Linked DNA regions of Homo sapiens: regions 1 and 3 are each linked to region 2. A link is a contact called in ENCODE Hi-C or POLR2A ChIA-PET data. All regions are on one chromosome and are shown on one strand. Each heading gives the region's core, a stretch centred on a gene start or an enhancer-like site at or near the end of the contact. The rest is flanking DNA. Distances are from core to core; before and after follow the strand shown.

Evidence for each region. A loop is a pair of places that touch in the nucleus more often than their neighbours do. ChIA-PET counts read pairs that join two places held with the same protein, here RNA polymerase II (POLR2A). Pooled maps may share reads with other maps.
Region 1: a loop to region 2 is called in a pooled map, with 3 times the contacts of the local background. The contact joins two enhancer-like sites. A Hi-C loop is called at or near these places in 4 of 50 pooled maps. POLR2A ChIA-PET finds 5 or more read pairs at or near these places in 2 of 52 experiments (activated T-cell and naive thymus-derived CD4-positive, alpha-beta T cell).
Region 3: a pooled map of left cardiac atrium shows a loop between it and region 2 (3-fold over the local background). The contact joins two enhancer-like sites. A Hi-C loop is called at or near these places in 6 of 168 maps with a recorded cell type or tissue (GM23248, Panc1, chondrocyte and 3 more), 1 of 37 single-sample maps with no recorded cell type and 7 of 50 pooled maps. POLR2A ChIA-PET finds 5 or more read pairs at or near these places in 3 of 52 experiments (AG04449, PC-9 and T-cell).

The regions. Positions count from the first base shown.
Region 1 is chr5:52,946,678-52,950,678 of GRCh38, forward strand. ITGA1 (integrin subunit alpha 1) reads left to right here. Exons shown (of 29, transcript NM_181501.2): 28 at 668-784. ITGA2-AS1 (ITGA2 antisense RNA 1) reads right to left here. Exons shown (of 4, transcript NR_186583.1): 3 at 2,148-2,230. Among named protein-coding and RNA genes, the nearest start is that of ITGA2, 41 kb to the right of the region's middle. Within about 2 kb of position 2,005, at least 6 of the 41 ENCODE cell types and tissues checked have a DNase peak (open chromatin) inside an H3K27ac peak, as active enhancers do.
Region 2 is chr5:52,691,320-52,694,865 of GRCh38, forward strand. All of the region lies in intron 2 of PELO-AS1 (PELO antisense RNA 1), which reads right to left. Among named protein-coding and RNA genes, the nearest start is that of ITGA1, 95 kb to the right of the region's middle. Within about 2 kb of position 2,168, at least 2 of the 41 ENCODE cell types and tissues checked have a DNase peak (open chromatin) inside an H3K27ac peak, as active enhancers do.
Region 3 is chr5:52,893,128-52,896,701 of GRCh38, forward strand. ITGA1 (integrin subunit alpha 1) reads left to right here. Exons shown (of 29, transcript NM_181501.2): 9 at 548-713. Among named protein-coding and RNA genes, the nearest start is that of PELO-AS1, 94 kb to the left of the region's middle. Within about 2 kb of position 2,166, at least 3 of the 41 ENCODE cell types and tissues checked have a DNase peak (open chromatin) inside an H3K27ac peak, as active enhancers do.

The DNA.
Region 1 (4,001 bases), core at 755-3,254, 260 kb after region 2:
TGAGTGCCACCCTGAGAGAGCTTGAGTAGCTGGAACACTAAAAGCGGTCCATTTTACAGCTTTGCTTCAGTTAAAACCTGATTTATACATGTGGACCCAGTGATAAGTCAAGTAGAAGAAACATTGTGGTATAATGAAGAGCACACTGGGAGTGAATACATATGCAAACATTCACTTACCCATACACTTGACATGTATGCATTATACTTTCAATTTATAAACAAAAAATTATGCACACTAGAAATAAAATAAGGAGACTTTCTCAGGTTCTTATGACAACAAACTGCGACATTCCAATCTAAACTAATGCTATTGTGATAATACAGTAGTGTACTAATTAATCTTTAACACACATAATACTTTGGTTCTCCCTGAGTTAAACAGAAATTCACTCCTCCCCTTGAGCATTCCAATCCATTGACATTTAACCCTTTATGTATAAATTTCAGAAGGATAATATTATAAATACCTTTTGGTAATAATAAATTTGACATAGTTAGAGATTTAGACTAGATGAAGAGCATTTTCTAATGTAAATCTAATGTTTTCTCATTATATAGTAACGAGATTAATGCACTGGTAGAGAATTGTAGCCTGCAAGAACTCAATGTTCCAGGAGTTCTAATAGGTGTTTATTATGTTAACAATCTTGTTTAATAATTTTCAGCTTGCTATTCAAATATCCAAAGATGGGCTACCGGGCAGAGTGCCATTATGGGTCATCCTGCTGAGTGCTTTTGCCGGATTGTTGCTGTTAATGCTGCTCATTTTAGCACTGTGGAAGGTAAACACCAAAATTCCTTTGACTCTCTACTTCAATCATCAACAGCAAACTGGAGAAATAAGCTCTGATATATTCAGACTATGTAATATAGTATTATTACAGCAATGAAACAAACGTTGAAATGATGACTAAGGGAAAGAAAAAAGAAAAATGCGTATTTCAAACACTGCACACAACTTGACCCAATTTTTGTAAAGGAAAAAAAACTTATTTTAAGTTAGAAATAGTCAAAAATTCACAAAAGTATCTTTCTAGAGTTTAGTATGATAGGGGACTTTCACATGTGTAACAATTAAAATTTTATAATAAGTATGTATTTCTTTTATAAACAGAGAACAATGAAAACTGTCTTTTATAGAGAAAGAAAAAATGAATTCCTATGTCAATTTAAGGATATATAAGCAGTAGATTCAAGGTTAAAATAAGCCTTGTTTTAATCACATCTCCATGTGTCTTAAATATCAAATAATTCTTTAATGTTTAAATATATATGGCACATTTTATGTAATAAATTGTGTGCCTGAGTGGAGGATAAGGGATCAGCTGATGTAGGGGAGATCTTAAAGTTTCACAGACTCCTATTTCAAATTCTGTGGTAAATGTGAGTAACCACCTATTTTGTGTCAAGTAACTCTGGATATTTATGTAATGTTTTGCTTAGGCTGAAATAGACATGATTTTTAAAACTCTTAGCAGCTGTATAATTTTCACATTAAGTAGAATTGAGATGACAGCTTTTGGGATAAGTTGAATAGAGAATAACATCCCATACAGAGTTGAATGTTTTTTCAATTAAATATCAAATAAGCATTTATTCTAGCATAATATCCCCCTAGATTTTACCTATTGTTTTGTTAAATAGTTAAATTATGTTAAAAATATAGGTTGTGGCTACATATTAATTGTTCTATTACCTGAGCAACATAATTATTTAATCAAATAGTTTAAATAGCAAGTTTCTCTCCCACTGAAATACCAACTGTTCCTATCCTTTCTTACTCTCCTATGACTCACTTCCTCTTTTGAGGGGCTTAGTCTCAGAGGAGATGGTGAACAAAGCCAGATGTAGGTCAGTGGCATTTAATTCAGTAAATAGAATCCATGGCTTTTCTCTAGCAAAGTTCCCCAAACAAAATTCTCCACTATAGCCAATGTCCAGCTCTTCCTTCTACTTTATAAGGGATCAGTGTTCTCTCTGTAATACCTAGCTTTGCCACACTGTGGTACCCAAGGCCTGGCTTATTGGTGTCAAGGTTGTACTTGAAATATAGGAAGTGGTTTCTTCATTTCTATGCACCTCTAATAGAGAGTGTTACTGTTGATTTTTTTCAGCATAGTCTTCTGTTCTCAGCACTGCACTTACCTCTATGGTTTTAGAACACCGCTGGCAGGAGAAGAGGAAAACCAGAGCTGATATTTGGATAGGTTCTTTCAGGCCTTGTACCTCTGTTTCAGACAAACAAATAGGAAATTTCAGTCACCTATTTTTCAGTCAGTAGTCTGAAAAAGCATAAATGTAAAACTAAGCTCATTGTTTCATCCAGATAATGATGTGTTGATACATTCTGACAGCTTCTTAGGTTATTATTAATATTATTATTATTGCAGGCCCAAAAGAAGATCATTTGACAAACTTTGGGCTGTCTTACCCGGTAGAAATAGTTCAGCCACTTCATTGGGAGGCCCAGCAATCAGAACTGTGATTCTAAGGTAGAAGGGAAGAAACTAGCTCTTATCGAATGCTTACTATGTGCAGGGAGCTATTTTAAACATTTCTGCTTTAAGCATTCCCACTTAATACTCATATCAACCTTATGAGGTCGTATGAACCTCCTCTTTTAAGTGAAGAACATAAAATTTAAGTATATTTCCCAAAGACACATAGTGAGATTCAGAGTAAGGATCTGAATTCTGTGCCAAAACCACTGACTATTATCACTCTGTGTTCTCTCTTGCTTCCATTCACTCTGGTGTCCTTGCAACAATCTTTTCGACCAAGTATTTTAACTACATTTTACACCTGAGGACATTAAAGCAAAGGGAGGTAAAGTGACTCTCCCATGATTACTAGCTAGTAAATGACTGGATTCAAGGAATGATCTACAGAGCTCTTTCTTTTTCCAATATATCCTACTGCTGCAGGCTATAGGGTAGGGCTCTTTACTCTGGAGCTCCAGGAGTTGGGTTTTGTTCAAGAGAGTCATGAACTCTCTTAAACACATAATACTGTCTTTGGTTTTGGAATGAGGGTCCCTGGTTGGATTCAGACTTTCGGTAGTTCCATTATATCAAGAAGGCTAATCCCACTTCCCCCTACTTTAAAGTTCTGTTGGAAGCTGCCTGAAGCATGAGTTCAGTTGCAGTAGGTTCAGAAGAGCTACTCTTATCCCAGACATCTTTTTTATTCTAACTAGATCTGGATCAGACACCTCAGGACTATCCCTTCTTCCTTCCTTTCCTGAATCCCACCAGTTTGGAGTTCATTGGAACTCCCAAGTCTGAGTCTCTGTGTAAGAGACAGGCCAAAAGTTTCTCTTAGAGCAGAGATTCACTTTCAAAAGACACAGTCTTTATATCTTTGTCTTCATCATACACATGGCAAAAATTAAAGCTTGACAAAGTGTTAGTAGCTGCTTAATACACTTCATGATTGATGGGAGGAATCTTGTAGGGGACGTAGGTTTAAATAGGTGGAGAAACTTGTCCTGAACTGTGGTACCACATGCCGGGGGAGATGCCAGCACACCAGGAGCCATGAGAGACTCAGAACATTCCTCTCTCCTAACTTGATGTCATAATGATGCCTGAAGTTCCTCAACTGATGATTTATTTATTAATCCTAAAGCTTTATTCTTCATCCAATATACATGTTCTGGGTGGGTGTGGATGGGGACTGGTGTCTCACCACTTTTTAGTCTTTTATACATTAGTATGAATTTATTCATTCAGCAATTATTCCATGTTATATTCATTAAGCACTTACTTTTCTGACAGTTATCACCTCATTAGAGCCTTTGCCATAGGGTTTTGAACAAGGGATCATGAAGCAAACACAGGAAGGAAAAAATGAAAGCCAGTGCTGCAAAGAAAGTGTTGGGGCTGAAAACAAACTCTATTGGTTTCAAATTTGGGCTAGGATTGGCCCAGTCCATCTTGAAGCTATAAACTATTTTCTCCTAATCTCCACTCTTTGCCACTCAACTTCTCTTAAAAACCC
Region 2 (3,546 bases), core at 918-3,417:
GAGCTATGATTAAATATTGAGGTCAGCTGCCCTCTGCAGACTGGGGTCACTAAGTTAAATCCTGTCCACTTGCTGGAAATGTGCGAAGTTTCCACTCCAGTTACATATAGCTTCTGTTTGTGACTAGTAAGCACTGAATAAATATTTCTAAGCTGCTTACTAATCCAGAATTGCATGTTTTTCTGCAGATCTATTTCTTCTTTTCCAGGCCTACTAATTCCACATTAGTGTCTCAGTCAACATATTTCAAGCCATCTCGAATCTAATCGCCCCTTGGTGATTCAGGGGACTGAGACACAGGGAGAATGGAAGGTATTGATATTTTGTATCCCTTTGTGTCAGGTCTTCCTTTTCACATTCAGAAGGACGCAGCTGAATCCTGAGTGTGGTCTACAAAAACACACAGACGAAAACAATTAGCAATTTTAAGTCAGTTAGAGGTGCAAAGAGAAGTTGTCTATTTGTTTCTTTAACAAAGAAAAACCTTTGGTTTTCTCTCCTAAGCCCTTAATCATGCTCTAGGCTCTCCCAAGCACCAGGTTGTCACTCATGAACACAAACTACAATGACTGATTTTCTTAGACTTGTTTGGTTCTTGTAAAGTAGCCAATAAACTAATTGCATGAAAAATGACATGTTAAATTATCTCTACTTTTTTGGAAAAACAGCAGATTGATTTTTTTTTTTTAAGCCAAGCAGAGATGAGGCATTTTCTAGAAAGGCACAAGTTTTAATTATAAATTAATGCACAGGAATTTTATCTGTGCCAACTTGAGCTTGGAAGAAAATAGTATAGAATTACTTGTCTCTTTGTGCAGGTCATGTTACAGTGCTTCTCAAAGACTGATCCAATATTCAGTGTGTTGTACAGTAACATCTACAGTGAGAAAGGGGGAATAAAAGCTGAGCTGGTCAAATGCAGTGTCCTCTTTCATGAGGTCAGCCAATAGGAATTTTAACAGCTAATATTCTAGACAGTGGGAATGCAGTAGAGGCTTTTTCCCTTCTTTCCCAGGAGAAAAAATAAATATCAAGGCAGTCATTTTGAAATCCAGAAAAATCACACTTGGAAACACAAAATAAACTATCCTCAACCCTCAGATTCTATCATTTGATGTATTATCTCCTTGAGAGTCCAAATAAAGTGAGACATTAGCTTTACATGGTTTCATTCTGATTTCTAACAGGACCCCAATTAGAGGTAACTTGCTGTTTAGATTAAGGTTTGTTGTATAACTTTTAAAGTTCAATATCACTTATAAATAATTTCTATCCCCTTAGATTACCTTTCAGCAACCTGGCTTTTATTATCCTTTTCTCCTATTCAAGTAAGTTTTTGTGAAGTCAAACCTAGATGCTTTTCTGAATTATAGATTTCACACCTGACATACTTTGCACACATGTGTCTGTTCCCATTCTTCCTCCTTTAAAAGCCCAACTCATCCTCTTGCCTGAGGAAATAGAGCTGAAATGTAAGGATCTTCAAAACCGTTGCACAATCAACCAACTTTTCTGCACAAGCTGTGTCTACTGCCCTTGCTGCCTATTCTGTTTGGAAGCAAGAGAATAACAGAAGAAACAAGTGACCAAAGAATGAATAACATGTCCAGCCTTTTGTATTACTCCTGATATCATAATAAGACATTGTGTGTTTTATTCACATGGATCTTGGCCATATATTGAGTACAGTGAAACCTCACTGGCTTCAATGTACACTAGACCAGGCAAAGAGCAAATAGTGGCACCAAAGCCATCCCTACCGCCCATCCCATGCCCCTTCTGAGCAACACCTGAAAACCTCTGTAGCATATTCCTGTAAATTCTACCAGGTAGTTAACATCTGCTAAAAAATGTTCTCTTCTAAATTGTTGATGCTTATAGACAATTTCAGAAATTCATTTTAATAAAAGCATTCTCCCTGTAATAGTGGTACACAATTTTATGGCACTAACCAGGTACCAGGTTCTTCACATACACAAACTCATTTGAACCTCACCACATTGCTGTAAAGTAGGTATGAGTCCCCTCTCAAGTTATGGTACAAATGAGGAAATTGAGTTACACAGGTATGCAATAAACAACAGAGCTTAGGTTTGAATTCAAGATGTCTTGATTTCAGGTCCATGCTCTTAACAGCCACACTGTGCTGCCTGTCTGGCCACCAGAGGTCAGCTTCCCTGAAGGAATTAGTATTTGACTGAGGTGTGGTGCTTTCCACAGGGAAGCAGAGAAGATTTTTGGGGAATCCCATAGTGTTTTTAGCATCAGTGTTGTACACAAAAGGAGTACACTAACAACAGATGAAACAACACAAATATCTTTTGACTGAGAAAGTTATGGCTACCCAGCTCTGCTGAGGCTTATTTGTGCTAGAAAGACACATAAAACTTACCCATGAATATTGAAGATTTGAAGGCACGAAGGGGATACCCAGATAACAAAAGACCAGAGCTATACATATATGTCTTCTGCTGTTCATCAAGTTAATTCTCCAAACATTTATTAAGCATCTATTATGCATAGCATAATTAAGCATCTATTGTACATGAGACACTAGACTAACAGGGGGATGCAAAGATGAATGCCATTTGTTTGGAGGCTGGAGTGGACATGCCTCATTATTTGATTCAACTTGTAGAGCAATGGTTCTTGAATTTGCCACATATTATAAGCACCTGGGGGAGTTCCAATGAAAACTTCCGAAGGAAAACATTCCCAGACCAGTAAATTCAGAGTCTCTAGGGTAGAACCCAGGCATGAGGATTTTTTTAAAGCTCCCCAGGATTTCCAATGTGAAGCCAAGGTTGAAAATGCTGAGAACTACTGTTTAGAGTAACCCATTGTGTCAAAGCCTAAATGACCTCAGAAAAAAGTTCACTTTTGCCTTGGCATTTTCTTTCTTCTTGAACTGATAGATACTAGGCTGTAGCTTGCTTATTGCATTTTATGTAACCCACTTAGAGTGCCTTTTTCTGGAGCACTTTGCTTGCTTCTAATTCAAAACTGGCAGCAGGGGAGTGGTGTGAGGGGAGGGTGGTCACTGCCAACTGCTTTACATGTCAAACAGTGGAAGATTCCATTGGGAGGTTAGGTGGGGAGCAGCAACCTGGGCTCTGAAGAGAGATGTATCTCAATTTCTCTGCTTGACATTATTACCCTGGACAAGTCACTTAAAAGTCTTGGTTTCCATATTTGTAGAATGGGGTAAACGATGCCTGTTTGTGAGAAGTAAACTAAGTAACTTATGTGAAGTGTGTGGTACAGAGCAGATACTCCACGGAGGCATCTTCTACTTTACTATAATTATCCTGCTAATTCAAGTGAATCCTGCCCTTCTTGAGGCCTTCCTTGCCAGGTTCTTCTCATAACTGCCATGCTTCCTGGGGAATGAAGCCAAGGGGCTACTCTCCCCAACTCAGACAAAAGTCCTTGAAACTCTCCATTTCCTTTAACAGCAATTTCCCACACTGGACCGCTGAAGTCACATCTTGGCTTCATCCTAACAATTTTCAATTCTTCAGATTCTTTTGTCTCTTTCACTTTTTT
Region 3 (3,574 bases), core at 916-3,415, 200 kb after region 2:
ATTTGGTTTCAAACAAGAATATCTCAATTGTTTATTTTCCAGATTGCCAATTTAGATTACCACTTAGTCCAGTATGTGTTTAAAATATATATGTGCTGGACTGTGCCTTGGTAATAGTTTCAGGAAGAATTGCTCATTCAAAAGCAGGCAACTCACTTGCTGATTGCCTTTGCCAGCAGATAATGACATCACTAGCTGGAATAATATCAAAGACATTCAGAAACTATGAATATAACATTACTTTTGAACTGTCAGATTTTAAAAATACAGCTGTTAGTAACAGGGACACAGAGTACAAGAGGAGAAATTTTCACAGACATACAAAATTGCCCTTTATATTTTTCTACACCAATTGTGGTGTTTATATAACAGTTAATATTAGGGAGTCTACAAATTTTGAAAATCACTCTTCCATAAATATGAAAGTACATAAAAATTCCATTATGCTAAGGTACTCTACACTGTTGTTTACTGACAAAATGCTTGAGATCCTTTATTTAACACATAGAATTTAAAATATATTCTTGCTGTTTCTGTTGTGTCTTAGATTCTTGGCAGCTATAACCGAGGAAATTTAAGCACTGAAAAATTTGTGGAGGAAATAAAATCAATTGCAAGTGAACCCACTGAAAAGCATTTCTTCAATGTCTCTGATGAATTGGCTCTAGTCACCATTGTTAAAACTCTGGGAGAAAGAATATTTGCCCTGGAAGGTATGTCTATTTATCTTATTGCTGCATGTTCTCTCTGCAATTCAAAATCAGTATAATGGGATTTTTGTATTTATTCCTAATACATCAGTAATACTTTTTTTTTTTTTTTACTGTGTACAATATCTAGCATGGAACAATGCTCTTTTATATAAATCTGCCATTAAGATGGCTGTTTCTCACAACACTGTGTCTGCTAGAGACTCTCTTTGTAAGGGCATGGTAGGGCAGTGCTGATGGGACAGCCGATGAAGACAATGGTCAATGTAGATGTGCCAGGACAAAAATGTTTCCATGTGCTTTGTTCCTTTTCTGTTACATAGATTTGGAAAATGAGGGTACTACCTCTGGTTTGGGTTTTTTTTGTTTGTTTGTTTCTTCATTTCATATTGAGCTACTACAAGAGTGCTCTTATGCAATAACTTCTTTGTTCACTTATTTTCTCTGTATTTTGCTCCTTGCCCATTTTAAAGGTCTTCATGGAAATTTGCCTTAAAATCCATGGCAATGAAACATTGGTTCACTGTATTTGTCTAAATCATGTTACTTCTTTGCAGATTTTTCCTTGAGTTTTCAATGGTGACTGGCTGTTGAGGATAACGAGTTATGGCATTCCCTATTCTGCCTTAGGTAGAGGATGTCAAGTAGCTAATTACTTTGGAACTCGATCTTTCCTAAAAAACAAAAAAAAAAAGTCTTCAGAATTGTTATGCCAGGCAAACTGGCAAAGCTTCTTTCTTCACATTCTTTGATGATCTCTAGTCTCAGGGAACATGCGCCTTTTCTCCAACTAGGGAGAGAAACCACCAGAGAATTCTTTTCCCCTTAGGCTACATCCAAATCCAGTTGACCCTGTCCTTGTGAGGACACACTGAAAGACTGTTGTTTCTACATCTTAACAATAGAAATTTAAAAGCACTTTCTCAGTTTCCCTGATTTGATTGATAATAGGAAACAGAAAGACAAAATGGGAATGAGACACAACTGAAAAAAAGTAGACCATTTTGATTGAGCGTCAAGGGGCTGGGAAAATGCAGAAAAATTAGAATATGAAAATGTACAGAAAGGAAAGATAATTATTTAGAGTTATGGCTTTCAAACTTTTTTTGAGTGTGACTCACGATAATAACTACATTTTGCTTTTTGACCCAGTGCACATAAATATATACATATAAAAATAAGGCAAAGTTTCACAAGATAATTCTTATTACATGTGATGCACTGTGATGGTTTCTCATCAATTCCATTCTACCCTAATCTCTTTCAATGAAAAAAAAATGCTGGCTATACTCAGTCTGTTGATTTCATGACTGGGTCACAATCCGTACTTAGAACATTTGATTTAGAGGTGATAGGAATCTACAGGCCAGCCAGACTGAATTTCTGTGCCTCCCTTTTCCCCTGGCCTCTTTCCCCTGTGCCTTTAGAAACAGAACACTCTAATTGTTTATGAGTCTGGAGTCCCAGCTGCTTCTGAAGAACTCAGCTGTCTTGTGCTCTGTGTACAAGTCATTTTTAAGTGGCTTTGGTCTCTCAACAGCTCTCCCGGTGTCATTTACCAATAAACCAGATTATGAGCTTGGCTGGCCTTAAGGAAAATACATAAGGTCTTCCAACTAATTGTGTACTTTTAATTTTTAATAACATGGGCTAAGATATGATAGAAACAATCTGTAAAAATAATTTAAAAGAAAAGTTACATAGTTACATTTGATAGTTCAACAGAATACAGTGTCATTTCTAAATCTCCTTTTAAGTAAGCAAGTAACCTAAAACTGGCAAAAATGAAGCCCACTTCAGCTAGGGGAGGGGGAGATCAATTGCCTGAAATGACATTTCAGATTATTTCTAACCTAACTACACCATGGATTAAAGGTGACAGGTTGAAGAGCCCAAACACTCCAAGAAGTCTCTATATTTAAATATGACATCATTTTATAAGGAACTTTACAGATTACAAATGTCTTCTATATCATCTTTGTTGCTACACTACACCAAAAGCAGTGTTTTGACTAGACTATTTCTTATTTTTTTCATGAGATATTTAAAAAGGCTTTATTTCTTTGTTGCTCGGGAAATCTCCATTTCCTGTCAACATGTATCTTAAGATGACAAGTAGCTGTGATTATGAAATTTCTGTTTGCCAAGGACAGTGCCATCTATTGAGGCAAGTATGCCAAGGACTTGCTTAGTACATCAGAAAATAGTCTACTGTCTCCATTTCCCGTTGAGCACTGGGAGAAAATGCCAACATTTCTAACCAGAGGCTGCACAGTGGTTAGAGTGGCTGGCCCAAACACCCATGAACAGTCCAGGGAGAAGTTTGAAGCAAGAAGCCCAGGAGAATATAGTGGTCTATTACCATGATGCCACTGCAGCAGGAAGAACATCACATAGCGTCCTTCTGTCTGTTCTCAGCTGAAGGCAGAATAGCGGCAGGGCAGGTGCTGAAAATAATGCAGGTTTCCGTTGCTGCATTCTTATTGATCTTGCAGATAAGTGAGAAAACACCTGAAAGCATTGTGGACTGAAAATACATGTTTAAATTAAAGTTAAAATGCATCTCAGTCATTTAAATTACAGGGCAATTCACACAAGAGATTAAAATGATATATTTGAATTCTTCACTGCCGCGTCTAATCTAGTCCTACAAAGGTAATTACTGATGTATTTGTTCACAATTTTATCCATGTAAATAACTAACAAATAGTTACATTCACAAATTTGATTATTCTCTTGCCTCAACGAAAGGGCAGACTGACTTTCTTAAGTGCTATTTTTAACTTATCTGCAAGGCCAAATAAATCAGTAACCCCTAGTGCAAGCAAATAAATCAACATTCCATCAATTCCCTCAGGAAATTG